Linked DNA regions of Homo sapiens: region 2 is linked to region 1. A link is a contact called in ENCODE Hi-C or POLR2A ChIA-PET data. All regions are on one chromosome and are shown on one strand. Each heading gives the region's core, a stretch centred on a gene start or an enhancer-like site at or near the end of the contact. The rest is flanking DNA. Distances are from core to core; before and after follow the strand shown.

Evidence for each region. A loop is a pair of places that touch in the nucleus more often than their neighbours do. ChIA-PET counts read pairs that join two places held with the same protein, here RNA polymerase II (POLR2A). Pooled maps may share reads with other maps.
Region 2: a map of MCF 10A shows a loop between it and region 1 (10-fold over the local background). The contact joins the promoter of ANKRD28 here to the enhancer-like site in region 1. A Hi-C loop is called at or near these places in 14 of 168 maps with a recorded cell type or tissue (CD4-positive, alpha-beta T cell, Calu3, GM12878 and 11 more), 35 of 37 single-sample maps with no recorded cell type and 24 of 50 pooled maps. POLR2A ChIA-PET finds 5 or more read pairs at or near these places in 17 of 52 experiments (A549, AG04449, AG04450 and 14 more).

What each region holds. Positions count from the first base shown.
Region 1 is chr3:15,749,547-15,756,477 of GRCh38, reverse strand. ANKRD28 (ankyrin repeat domain 28) reads left to right here. Exons shown (of 28, transcript NM_001349278.2): 4 at 4,658-4,728. All of the region lies in intron 1 of LOC101927647 (a long non-coding RNA gene), which reads right to left. Among named protein-coding and RNA genes, the nearest start is that of ANKRD28, 45 kb to the left of the region's middle. Within about 2 kb of position 3,142, at least 4 of the 41 ENCODE cell types and tissues checked have a DNase peak (open chromatin) inside an H3K27ac peak, as active enhancers do.
Region 2 is chr3:15,792,386-15,799,719 of GRCh38, reverse strand. ANKRD28 (ankyrin repeat domain 28) reads left to right here and starts at 1,741. Exons shown (of 28, transcript NM_001349278.2): 1 at 1,741-3,315; 2 at 4,414-4,497. The coding sequence starts at 3,199. RefSeq lists an enhancer at 5,127-5,276.

The DNA.
Region 1 (6,931 bases), core at 1,893-4,392:
AAGTAAATCAAGTTTTTGTTTTTGAATTTATGTTTTATTTCCGAATAGCTAGACATTTAATTCTAGATTTAGGTAACCTTTTCTTTTACAAAACTATTGTTTCAGAGTGCACTTTTATATGGGTGAAATATTACGTGTAAAGATTGGGTGAGAGGAAACTGATTAGCTGGGTTTTCCTATATAATCTATAACTGTGGTATGAAATGGATACAACCTGTTTAGGTGATCCTGCAGTTGATTTTTAGTTGTGTTATTTATTGCATGTAATATCAGAAACTCAGTCACATCTCTACTCTAGAAAGGTGAATCTAAATTCAGATATATGTGTGAGGATAGGCTCTGGCCGTTTATCTGAAGGGAAAGTTCAGTTGGTATGCATAGATTTGTGGGGGACAAGAAAAGACTTGTTAAAATATTGATTATACAGTTGGACATAACCATTTTGAATTTAATGAGGTGCTTCTGGCATGTAAGTTTTCTGTAAATATTGGTTTATAGTACTCACTGATGGTATCTTTCTTAAATTGCTATGTGTGTTGTCTTTTGTTTCTTAGCAGTGCTTTTTCGCACCACAGGCTATGCCAGTAACCTAACTTCAACAAATGACAAGGGACTGCTGTTTTATATTCTTTTCTGTCTTAATGAGTAGGAAATAGTAAAGAAATTAATCTTCTGTTGGTTACTTAAGGTCATCCTTATAAACCACAAATACTATCTTCTACCATGTAGAGGGCATGTGATTATGCCACCAGAGGCGGTTAACGACATTTGGTTTTATTTCTCTCTACAAAGACTGTTTTTTGTTTTAAGTGGGTATGGTTTCTCCCTGCCTCCCCTGTATCTCCATCCTCATTATTAGCTGTTGTGGCTGGTGTTTAATACTCCAACTAGCTATTGAACTAGTTAACTATATTCTGGAAATGTCTTTTCCATTTCTAGAATGAATTTGTCGTTTAAAGTATATATGAATATATAGATAACTTTGGAGTATTCTGTGTGGAACAGAACTCTATTTAGCTTTAGACAGCCCACTGACATGAGCTCTGGGAATCTGAACCATCTGAAATGTGCTGCTATGTTTGTTGCTTTTACACTCTTTTTCATTTTACAGGAACACAGCCAACTGCTGCTCTTGTAGTGTACATTACTGTGTCATATTTATCTGTTTATATTGTAAATCACATGTTAACTAATGTTGGTGGGGGAATATTGTTTCATTGTTGCCCTCAGATATAGCCCTGATTTCTCATATAGTTGACCTTTATTTTCCAAGGAATTAAAAACATTTGATTAGGCTCTTAGAAGAAATGCATGATTTTTTTTATTTTTTATTATTTTTTTTCTTTTTGAGACGGAGTTTTGCTCTTGTTGCCCAGGCTGGAGTGCAATGGCACGGTCTAGGCTCACTGCAACCTCCACCTCCCAGGTTCAAGTGATTGTCCTGCCTCAGCCTCCCGAGTAGCTTGGAAGCTTGGATTGCAGGCGCCCACCGCTGTGCCTAGCTAATTTTTTTTTGTAATTTTAGTAGGGCCTGGGTTTCACCATGTTGGCCAGACTGGTCTTGAACTCCTGACCTCAGGTGATTTGCCCGCCTTGGTCTCCCAAAGTACTGGGATTACAGGCGTGAGCCACTGCACCCGGCCGATATATACATATTTAAAGGTATAATATAAAGTTGCATTACTACCCTAGTACCTCCATATGCCCAGTTTTCAATGTGCCTCCCACCACCAACACAAACGTATAAGCACCCCCTCTCATTAATATCTTAGCATTCCTGTAGGGTTTCTTTATGCATATTAAGCAAATACAGTAGTACCCCCTTTTGAAGAGGTATGTTCCAAGACCCCCAAGTAGATGCCTGAAACCTCAGATAGTACTGAACCCTATATACTATGCACAAGTTTCTTTTTCCCTCTTCAGAATTTCAGGTAGAAGATTTGTTCTTACTGTAGATCTTAGCAACCTCAGCATGATTTTTTTTTTATTGAGAACTTACATCTTTTCACTTAAAGGAAGCATTTTACTGCTTCTTTTGGCATACTCAAATTTCCAGCATCACTACTCTTGCACCTTGGGGCCATTATTAAGTAACGTAAGGGTTACTTGAACACAAGCATTATGATACCATGATAGTCAATCTGATAATCAAGAGGGTCCCATAAGGAAAGGGTGAATGGCATATGCAAGATACGATGGACAAAGGGATGATTCACATCCTGGGTGGATGGAGCAGGATGGTGCCATATTTCATCATGTTACTCAGAACAGTGAGCAATTTAAAATTTATGAATTATTTATTTCTGGAATTTTCCCTTTAATATTTTCAGACCATGGTTGACTGGGTAACAAGCTGTGAAAAGTGAAACAAGGGGGGACCATTGTGTGATAAGATAAAAATAATTATCTCTTCCTTTTTCTACATAAAAGTAAAGCGTACTAGTCATACAATTACTGCTTTTTTACTTTTTGTTTTCAGATCTTTATTAACACAGAGTCTCCTCAGTTTTTTGTGCCAGCCACCTTCTGTTTTTTGAGACAGAGTCTCACTATCTTGCCCAGGCTGGAGTGTGTGGTGCAATCTCGGCTCACTGCAACCTCTTCCTCCCGGGTTCAAGTGATTCCTGCCTCAGCCTCTGAGTAATTAGACTTACAGGTGCACGCGGGCCACCACATCTGGCTAATTTTTGTATTTTTAGTAGAGGCAGGGTTTCACCATGTTGGCCAGGCTGGTCTTGAACTCCTGTCTTCAAGCAATCTGCCCACCTCAGCCTCCCAAAAGTGCTAGGATTACAGTCATGAGCCCCTGTGCCCTTCTATTCTCCTGCTAATTAATACTTTGAATCAGACTTCTCAGCATCCCTCATGAGACCTCATTTCTTATTTACCTTTGTTGATTCAGGATACTGTCTGTACTAGGTGTCTGTGTTGATACCCTTTGGGCCTTACTGCCAGAGCTTTCCGTTCTACTGTGTATAGATATGCATGTGCACATAAATATAAACCTGTAGAAAGAGGCACAGGGCTTAAAGAGAACCATTGAAGTCCTAAGCAGATAAGTGGGAAAACGAAAGACGCTAGCTTCTGTGTCACTCCTTCACTATCTGTAGGGTTCCAGCTTCCAGCTGGCAAACATTTCAAATGTGTGTACTTTGTACATTCCGTCTTCTACCCAAAACAAACGTTGGCATTACTGTGATTAGGCAGTTTGTGTTTTAACCATCTAGGGTTCCACAGTGCCTGGCAGATAGTTGCCCAAATATTTATTACATGGGTATGTCATGCTCTCTGACTGGTTCTTTATTTGCTGTCTTCCTTTCCTTCTTCCATAGCCTAACTGTGAGCATTGTTCAAAGCTCTCTAATTAGCTCTTGATTCTTTGTGTCCTCACTGCCACTGCCCACAGAGAACTCAGCTACTCTCAGCATCTCAACTACTACATTTGTGGATGTTTCTTACACCTCCATTTCATTTATTTTCTCTCATTTTTCAAGGCTTTAAAGTCTACCTCTAACATATTTGCTATTATGTACTAGGCACATTTATTATATGTTAATCTTTGTGAAGAAACTTGGGTTCAGAGGGATCACACAACTACTTAGGGACCCAGAGCTACTAATTGAAGGCATTACTTGAAGTCACTGCACTTGATTATTCCCTGACTCCTCACACTCAAAACCTAGAAATAATGTAAGCGTTAGGAAGTATGAAGCTTTGTTTCTGTTATAGTTGACCCCAACGTTAGGTTATTTTGTATACCTGTATTTCATCATTTAGAAAATGAGTGATTTAGGATTTGGGATATAAATCTAGGATTGCTTATAGGATAGGATCTGTCAGCCAGTTCTATACTTCCAAGAACCAGGGCTGTTTCTTCTCTACTTAGATATATTAATAGAATTATCCTACCATGCATGTGCTGCTTTTATTTGATTTGGATTTAATATGGGAGATAAATTATTCCCTCCTCGAATAATGTAAATTTTTTTGTCTTAATGTGTTTGCATTCTATTAAGGTTAATTTTTGTCCATTGACTTAATGATTTTTAAACAACTGTACAAAATTGATTTGTTTAAAAAAATTTCTTTCTTAAGCTTTAGGTATAACCTAGAAAGACATGAGTTGGTTCATTTCTTTCTCAATTATTTTTCTAAATCTGTAACCATTGTTTCTATCTTATACAATGTGTTTTAAATCATGGCTGGAGAACTATTTTGATGTTATCATATTACCTTATGGCGTGATATATTCATTAGTAAAGAAATGTAATGAAGACTTTAAAATAGTCTGCATTTTATCTCCAAGTATATTCTTATATTCATTTATTTGATTTTTTTAACACACATTCTAAAATGGGGTCTGATTTCTACCTTGGATATGCTCTGTATAAAGGTGGCTTTTCTAACCTATATATAAAATGATGTTTATTTTGTTTTAAATTAAAAAACTAAGACTTTATTGGACAATTATATCAATTTAAAAGGCTAATTTTGTTTTATATTCTAAGGGTAATTTTATCAGCAGAAAGTGTAAAAAATAAGTTTTTTTTCAATTGTCATTTATCCAATTTGGATTATATATAACTACTATTTCAGGAGATTTATTAAAAATATTTTATGTACAATATTTCAATTTATTTTTTTCTTCTTGTTGCAGGAGCTAGAGTTAATGCCAAAGACAGCAAATGGTTGACACCTTTACACAGAGCAGTTGCATCTTGTAGTGAGGTATGAAATTTCTCTTAGTAAATATGTTTTATATGAAAACATTAAATAGGCGTACCCCTGAATCCATATTCAAATTCTATGTTTTCAAAAGAAGGAAAAGCTACTGAGATACCTTGACTGGTCATTTTACTTTAGAATTTGTACAAACCAAGTTAATTGTTTCATTTCTTCTTTTGTTTATAAGGCCTCTTGCAGTCTGAAGTAGCAGAGAATAGAAAACCCTATCTCTGTCCCTTCTACAAGAGAAATCATTTTTCTGTCCTATATATTCTTCCTCAGGGCTTTTCTCTACCTATTTACAATAGTCTCTTACAAAGGTTTCACTGATTGTGATCAAGAAAGAATCTCATCAGTGTATAATAATTAATTGAAATGTTACTTAGCTAAATACTGAAATTAGCTTCAAAACCATTACTTGATTGCACATTTTACTGGTTATAAATATATAACTTTAAAATGTTTGAGAGGGATTACAAGGAAGAATAGTTCCTTCTTGTGTACAGCCTTGTATATTGTTTGCTTGTTGAGATAACTGACATTTTTAGAAAATGTTCATTATTTGCACAGTATTTTTATATTTCTCATATCTTTCAGTCCTGAGGACATCTTTGTAGGATAGACGTCTTGAGGAAACTATATAGTTAATGATTCATGAAAAACTACTCAGCTGTTAAATGATAGAGATGAGACAAAAACCTGAATCATCTTTTTTTTTTTTCTGTTATTTTACTTTATAATGTGTATTCGGTGCTTTTCTAAAATGCATTGTGTCCAAAGTACCCATTTTACCTACTTTACAGTAGTTGTAACTTGTTGCAAAGCTTAAAAAATAATTTAAAATACAAAAGTATGTGATAGTATAAGTTTATGTTCATCTAGTATTTCTTTAGTTATTCAAATTGTGAGGTTAAGAAAGGAACTCCTAAGTGTAGCTACTGCTTCTTCTGTCCATCATGGGACTATGTAGTTTGGGAGAAGGAAAGGGAACTCTAACTAGTGCCTCATGAGAAACTATGGAGCTTCTGTCTCTTTGTCCTTTGTATTCCTCATTGTGAACTACATCTTGAACCCAGAGCAATAGCTGGGCAAGTGAAGAGTCATAAAGGTGAAATGTGACTGAGAAGGATTACAAACCCTGTAATTAACAGAGGCAATCTATTAGCTGTAGCCTCCTAGTTAGGAGAAGGATGGGGACAGTGGGTGCAGTTGAACACACAACCTAACTCTGAACTGGGTCCTTGATGTGCTATAGCTTATGAACTTATGGAACTTAGATTTGGAGACACTGGCTTCAATTATTACGTGCAACTTTTCAGCTGTGCGATGTTGGACAAGTCTAGGAATTATAAAAACTAAGACATACTAGCCAAAATACTTTGAATTCTGAAATTCCATTGTAATGTTATTAATTTTGTGGTTAGCTCTCCATAAAGATGTTTATTTAAATAAAAACAGTTAAGATAAACATTACTGTTATTGGAACATATTAATGTTAGCCATACCTACGCATTTTGTTTTAAGATTCTTGGGATTATGGCTATTAAAATAATGGATTTTTACCAGATTAAGTCATAAGAAGGTACAATTTATATATTTGCAGAAGTTGTAAAACAGACCAAAAATTACTAAAGAAAAATTAACATTAAAGGAAGACAGCAAATTCTGCCAGAGACTTAATTCCTAATTTTTAAAAACTATGTGCTCAGCCTGAATTTAAGGGCAAGTTGTAGGTTAGAAAGCAAATAATCCTAGTAAGTTTCTTAATTCTACTCTTCAGTCTAAAAATTACAAGGCAGATGACTAAACAGAAACACAACCAAGAACCCTCAGAGTCCGCTTCACTCCCCTGCTACCTCCACTGGAGCAGGTGCTAGTATCCACAGCTGAAGGACCTGAAGACAGATCACATCACAGGACTCTTTACAGACATTCCCCAGTACCATCCCGGAGCCTAGTAGCTCCACTGGGTTACTAGACCCAGAAGAGCAAAAACAATCACTACAGTTTGGCTCTCAGGAATACCCATTCCTAGGGGAAGTGGGAGAACACCACATCAAGGGAACACCCAGTGGGACAAAATAATTTAAACAGTAGTCCTTGAATCCCAGATCTTCCCTCTGACATAGCCTACCCAAATGAGAAAGAACCAGAAAAACAATTCTGGTAATATGACAAAACAAGGTTATTTAACACCCCCAAAATA
Region 2 (7,334 bases), core at 492-2,991, 45 kb before region 1:
AACTTAGGTACTAGATACTTTGGAACAAGTTAAGATTGTTAAGATAAAAAGAGATTTTGCTTTGTGGGCTTGGGAACCCTGAAGATGAAATATAGGATATTGTTACTATAGTTGTTTCACTTTCAGATATTTCAAATATTAAGATTTTTTGATTCAGCTATGTGGAGATGGATAACATAATTGATGTATGTTCAATATTTACATACCTTTAATTTGGCATAAAAGTATTTTATATATTTTAAAATATAACTAATGAATTGTTAGCATGTTTTAATTGGTACAAATATGTTAGAGTTATTGCTTCTTCCATAGATTGATACATTTTATAGCTTTCAATGGTTCTTGTTTTAAATTCTGACATTCTTATATTTGTATCATGCTGGGATTTTTTGTTTTTTTTTTCCTTTTTATGGTTTTAAGACTTGCTTTGAAGTACCCATTTAAAAATAACTCGTTTTAGAATATAGCAATAAATAGTATATTCCTTTGTTACCTAAACTTTTCACAACCTTTATAGGTTACCTGTTTGTTAAGATCACTTTTATAAGCTAGTATTACAGGTTGCAAAGATCTGGAGATGAGTGGAGAGAAGAGAGTGTGTCTGTATGTGTGTGTACTCAGTGATAGCAGAATAGATTAGAAAGAGTATGTGTTTAAAATAACACACAACTTTATTAATTTATACAACTTTGGGTAAAATACATCATTTCTGAGTCTGTTTTTCCCTCTATAATGGGAATACAGCAAGGTTATTGTATTAAATGAGAATGTACAGCACATAGCATATCACAGATGTTCAAAAGTAACTATTATGTTTATTATTGTTTATTAATAAAAATGCTAGTTAATATGAAGAACACAGATTGAAGGGGGACCATGGTATTTTCTTTGTAAGTTTTCTCTTGAGAAATATCCCCCATGTTGGGTAAACAGAGAAAGAAGAAAAAAAACGATGAAATGATTGGCTTTGACATTTATTTATGGCTTTGGGAAATTTATAGGGAGGGAGATTATTTGTATTACCCTGTGCCCTTTTGACATAGGTAATTCAGGACGAAGGACATTTTTTTTTTCATGTACCTCTTTAACAGATTTTTAAGGCTTTATTCCCTATCCAAATGGGAAGGTAGGATTATTTTATTTCTTCAGTGAAAAATCAAATGATTTATATAATTTTAGAGTTAGGATTTCTACATTATGAAATTTTTGCTTTTCCCTTTAAAATATGAATCAATGATTGATTAAATTCACCAATTTAGAAATTGTTAGACAATCTTAAATTTCATTTGTTTAAGCTTTGCATTCTAGAAAATAAAATACACCTGGCAGATTAAAACTGATCTTGGTAAAAATATGAATAAAACAATTTCATGGTTTTTATAATCTAATAAAATATTTCTCCATCTTTAAACCTTTTTTATGAGTCCATTGCAGGCATATTCTTACTGCAACTGTCATTATAGGGTTAAACATTTGCTTTATTGTAACACACGAAAGCAGTTAAGCCGTTTGGAATTGTTTACTTGCTAAAACCACTGTTAGTCAGCAGAGGCAGTACACCAGATTTCCTTGTGGCTTTTAGTGGAAAATGTTAAAAGCGCACTCATTTTTCAGTTATAGAATTTTTTAGTTTGATTTGGATTAGTCACAGAACTGGCATGAACCTTCTAATTGTGAAGGCTGTCCAAATGCACTATTTTTTTCTCCTGCTAGAGGAAGTTACATCCCGAGAAGTAGCTCAGATCTCTGGTAAGTGTAACATGTGAGCATTACTAGGCATTTCATCCTGTGGGTCTGCAGTCTTTGCTCTTCAGACTGTTGCTCCGTTGGAATGCTTCTGTGGGACTGATACTGAGGTTCTATAGATATTTTTTAAGGACCTACTCATTTGGGGATGTCAGTGGTGTTTTGCAAGATCATCTGAGGAACAGGAAAGCATTTGAAATCTGAAAAGGATAACTGTGGCGGTTTTCACAGTGGAAGGAAACTATATTGGCAAAGAGGCAGATGACTGAATAAAGTAGTTGGCTCAAAGAAGATGCACAGTCTGCTATTTTTTTCTCTGAATGAAGACTGTTTAATGGAAGCTGTATTCATGTGGAGATCAAAGGAAACACTGGAATGATACACTACTATGTTTTTCCCCCCCCTTTTTTTTTTTAAAGAAAACAAAAAGCCTGAAGCAGTAATTTGAGCTCAAATGCCTTCTAATTCCTTCACAGCCTGCTTGTTCTACTAGGATTCTCCACTAACACCATTTCTGCCTGGTGCCTGTGCCCTTTTGCTGGAGCAGCCACAGACAACTGCCTGATGGAGAAAGAATGAACGCTCTGCCTTGCTTATGCTATCGATGGGAATAAAGCTAACTGTGTTTCTTCTATTATATGGGAAACCTGGATTAATCAAGCTGTATTCTAGTACCAAGAGTCGTATTGTCTCTTGTGGTCTGACTCATCACATGTAAACGTACTGCAGCTTTGCTATTAATGCAGAGTGGTTTTTTTTTTTTTGTTTTTGTTTTTTGCCCCTTTCCCAAACACTGAAAGAATTGTTAACCTCTGAGCTTCATTTTCAGGATTTGTGCTGAGCTCTAGATCTTTTTTCTGTGAATAGTATCTGCATTAAACCAGTGATGAAGAAATGAAGACAAATTAGAAGTGGAAACAGAATAGTGAGATTTTATTTTTTATTTTCAATTATAAGCAAAACAGCTACTGGTAACTATATGACCTTGCAGGCAAGAGTGGGTATCGCTGTGATCATCTCTGTCACAGCAGTTGTTTCTCATTTCATTCTATATTGTGTGGTGTTGTGTCACCAAAAACAATGATTGTTTTGTGCAAGTAAATTTCAGAGATAGAGCAATAAGACTATTTTGGTAGAGGAAAAATATTTTTAAATGAGCTTGGACTCAGTTTTAGTTATTGACATGTTGGTGTGAAATTTCTTCTTAAGTATTGCAGTAATCCAACAGAAATAATAGAATTTCGTTATATTTAGGAAGTTACAAATTATGTAGTCATAATTTTAAACTTGTTTTTCCAGTAGTACTTATTAACTTTAAAAAAAAAAAAAACCCAGCTGTGCTGTTCAGAGAATGTTTGTAAGTGTTGTACAGAAGAGGAGGAAAAACTACTTGTGCTCTTCCAACTGTGACTTTTATCACATAGCTTGGAATTTAGTGTTTTAAAAGATCGAATGAGTCGAGTGTGTATTGTTGTTTTGGAGGAGGTAGAAGATGAATCTCCTGCATTCATTTCTAAATTGCCACAGGAAAATAAATCCCTACATTCTCCACCTTCTGGAAATGTATTGGTAAGATATGTAAGTTTATATGTTTACTATATTCTACTGAACTAGTAGTATAAATCTTGTTTTTTAAGAATAGATGTAAATTTCCAATAGTTTCTTTACAAACCCAAATTAAAGCAATACGTGTGTAGATATGATGCAGTATTTTTGTATAAAATGCACATTTTTCGTTTTTACTTTTTTGAATGCTGAGATAACATTTCAGTCTTTACTATGTCTTAATCTCTTTAAAAGACTGTTTAAAAATAATTTGAGAATTAGTAGTTATGGCAACCACGTTTCTGTTTTCATTTTGTGGTTTCAGAAACTGATGTAACAAGAATCAGGAACTCTGCATATTTTAGGAAAGGTTGACTACCCCCAGCAACACTAAGGCATGGCCTTTTCTGTAATGAATTTTATGTATTTACATATAAGACTTTATATGAGATTCAGTCTTCATCTTTAACCTTGGTTTTAGTGCTACTGTCAGCTGGCTCCTTGACTAGTATAGTATACCTTATCAAGAGGCTGTATCGTTGATTAAGAAATTATTATATTTAGTTATGCATGTGTTTGTCTTTTCAAGTTATTTAAGTATCCAGTATTTTTTGGTCTTTGATTAGTGGCTATTTTCATCAACTGCCAGGTTTGCTTTCTTGGGATTTGTATCTTTATACATGTAATGCTAATCCATGTAAGATAATTTGATGCCCCAAACAGACCTTTTCAAAAAAGCCTTCCTTCATGGGCTGGAAATTGCTTAAAAAGTTCTGTCCCACAAGTAGATGTTGAGATCACACATTTGTATTTGGAAGAGTCTTTCTTTTTGTCATATACAGAAACAAAAGGCTTCTACTTACAAGAAATAAAATCTGATTTTGTTTATTATACTACCTAAATTGGGTCAAACTGAATTGATTTTTTTTTTTAATTAGGCCTTTTTTTTCCAAGTAGGAATCCTGTACTTTGACATGATTTGGTTTTATGAAACTTCTGGCTAATGTCAAAAGTGATTATTGCTACAGGGAAGAAAACTTGTAGATTCCAGAACTATGTAAAATATCCTTAGTCACCCCACATGGATGATTCTAATGTTTTTATTACTCTCTTCTATTTTAGCCATCACTGGTGCAAGCTATATTTAACGGAGATCCTGATGAAGTTCGAGCACTAATATTTAAGAAAGAAGATGTTAACTTTCAGGTAAAACAGTTAATTCACTGATGCCAGCCTTTAAAACTGCTTTTTAAAATTCTTTCCTAGAATTGTGATTTTTGTTTACAAGACATAATATAACTCTGTAACAGTTGTTTTAAATGAGGGCAGGAAGGTATTGAGGCAAAAGGGAAAACACTGGACATATACTCAGGGCAGTAGCAGCCAGTAGGGGTCTTTTGTTCTCCCAGCTTTTTACTTTGAAATTTTTCAAACATAGGGAAGTTAAAAAAACATGCTGACTACCCATATACCTTTCACTTACTTTTGGCATTGATAACATTTTGCCACATTTGCTTTCTGTATTTATTAATATACAACTTTTACATATATATGTAGTAAGTTGCAGAAATCATGATACTTCACCATTAAATACTTAACTGTGCATTTCAAATGAGGATTCTTGTAAGTGTATATCTAAATATAAGATCAGATTTGCTTTTTGTAAATAATCATGGTGAGTGTTTTACAATGGTGCTTGATTAATTTTTGTCAGATTAGGTTTTCAGTAAAGTCATTGTTGGAAAAGTTTTCAGACTTAACGATACAGTAGTATATTCAGTGCTGACATGATGGACAGTTTTAGAAAGGTGGATATATGGATAATTTTCTCTCTCTGTTATGTTTTTTCAGTGGCCAGTATTTAGTTTACTAAGTTGTGGCTGAAAGTACATTACGTACTCTAACAAAATTACATCCACTAATGTATATATTTTTACCAGAAACAAATGTACCCCTGAGTTATGGAGGGGGTGAAAAGTCATATGATTCACAAAGTCGCTGTGGCAACACCAAAACAGATGACCTAGAAATGATTGTGGTTTTAAGAAAGCACCCATTGCAAGCTCATTTTTAACTCTCATCTTTCCTCCTTTTTTTTTTAATATAATACTGCTGTGACCACTTAATGTTAGGTAGATACAAAAAAGTTTTACCTTATTTTTAAAATAATGAATTATCTGAATAGATTTGAATCATTGGCTAAAACTGTTGTTAATTTTAACATTGGGTAATGAACAGAATGCTATCATTATATATTTTTTAAAATTTTTTCTAAGTGAATTGCCTTCAAGTTTATATTTAGTTGGAAACATGCACCTAATTCAGGATTTATGTATGTATGTATGTATGTATTTATTTAGAGACAGAGTCTGGCTCTGTTGCCCAGGCTGGAGTGTAGTGGCATGATCTCCGCTCACTGCAACCTCTGCCTCCCGGGTTCAAGCGATTCTCCTGCCTCAACCTCCCAAGTAGCTGGGATTACAGGCACCTGCCACCACGCCCGATTAATTTTTGTGTTTTTAGTAGAGACAGGGTTTCATTCACCATGTTGGCCAGGCTGGTCTCAAACTCCTGATCTCAGGTGATCGGCCCGCCTTGGCCTCCCAAAGTGCTGGGATTACAGGCGTGAGGCACTGTGCCGGGCCATGATTTATTTGTTTTAAATGAAGTGTCTGGCTACTTTACCCAGGGTATACTGAAGAGTATGCGTTTCTTAGAAAATAGCTCAAGGGGTATAGACGCATGAAAAGGTGGAAAACATGTTTTCCATTTAACTCCTAAGGTTTTCTTGTTATTTTGGTTTTATTTTAATAGTACTGACAAATACTACCTTGATTAGAAAGTTTGAACTATAATTCCATTTACCAGGGCTAATTTCTCCATCATTACAAAGTTTATTGTAGCTGACATTACTTTTATGTTATATTTAATCAATTTATCCTAAATTAAAAAAAAATTCAGAGTCATTGAGAGCATCAGCTCACTCATCAGTAGGCCTTTCTTGAGAGTAACTCTTTGACAATTGTCTTCAGTGATACAAAGGTTTTTGACAACAACTTTTATGATTGCTTTTAGGCCTTTTCTCTCGTGACCCTTTCTTAGTAGTTGAGAGTGTTGCCTTAAAGTCAAGATTTGTTAACTTTTTGGCCATTATTTGAATTTAAGATGGTAAATATCATCTGATTTTGTCTGATAAGGAATCATATGGGGTTTTAAAAGGCAATGGGTGTTAAATGCACTGACTTTTAATAGGTAATAAAATATTTTTAAGCTTTATGTCAGTGTGACAGTCGTGTTTTTCCAAAGTAAATTTATTTAAATAAGTATTTGGAGAATAACGTTGGACTTTTTGAAACTCAGGTTTCTCTTAAGTTTTTTGAAGTTGTTTTTATTCATTTTTAGAATGGATATAAGTTCAGATTTATTTCTCTACCATTAAATAGTCATTGTATAATTTTAGATGAGTTTCTTTAGTCACACCCTGAGGTTTTGAATATTGTAGACCACTAAACAGCACGTTTCTTAGTAACACACCTAATAGATTTTTCTTCTTATTTTAGTGGGTTTTAAAAAAAATTTGTGGGTACATAATAGGTGTCTATATTTATGGGGTACATGGGATGTTTTGGTACAGGCATGTAATGTGAAATAATCATATCATGAAGAATTAGGTATTCATCCCCTCAAGCATTTATCCTTTGAGTTACAAACATTCCAATTACATTATTTAAGTTATTTTAAAATATACAATTAAGTTATTATTGACTATAGTCACCCTATTGTGCTATCAAATAGTAGGTCTTATTCTATTTTTTTGTACCCATTAACCATCCCCACCTCCCACTCAACCCCCCATTACCCTTCCCAGCCTCTGGTAACCATCCTTCTGTTATGTCCATGAATTCAGTTGATTTGATGTTCAGATCCCACAAGTAAGTGAGAACATGTGATGTTTGTTTTTCTGTGCCTGCCTTATTTCGGTTAACATAATGATCTCCAATTCTATCCCTGTTGTTGCAAATGACTGGGTCTGTTTTTTTATG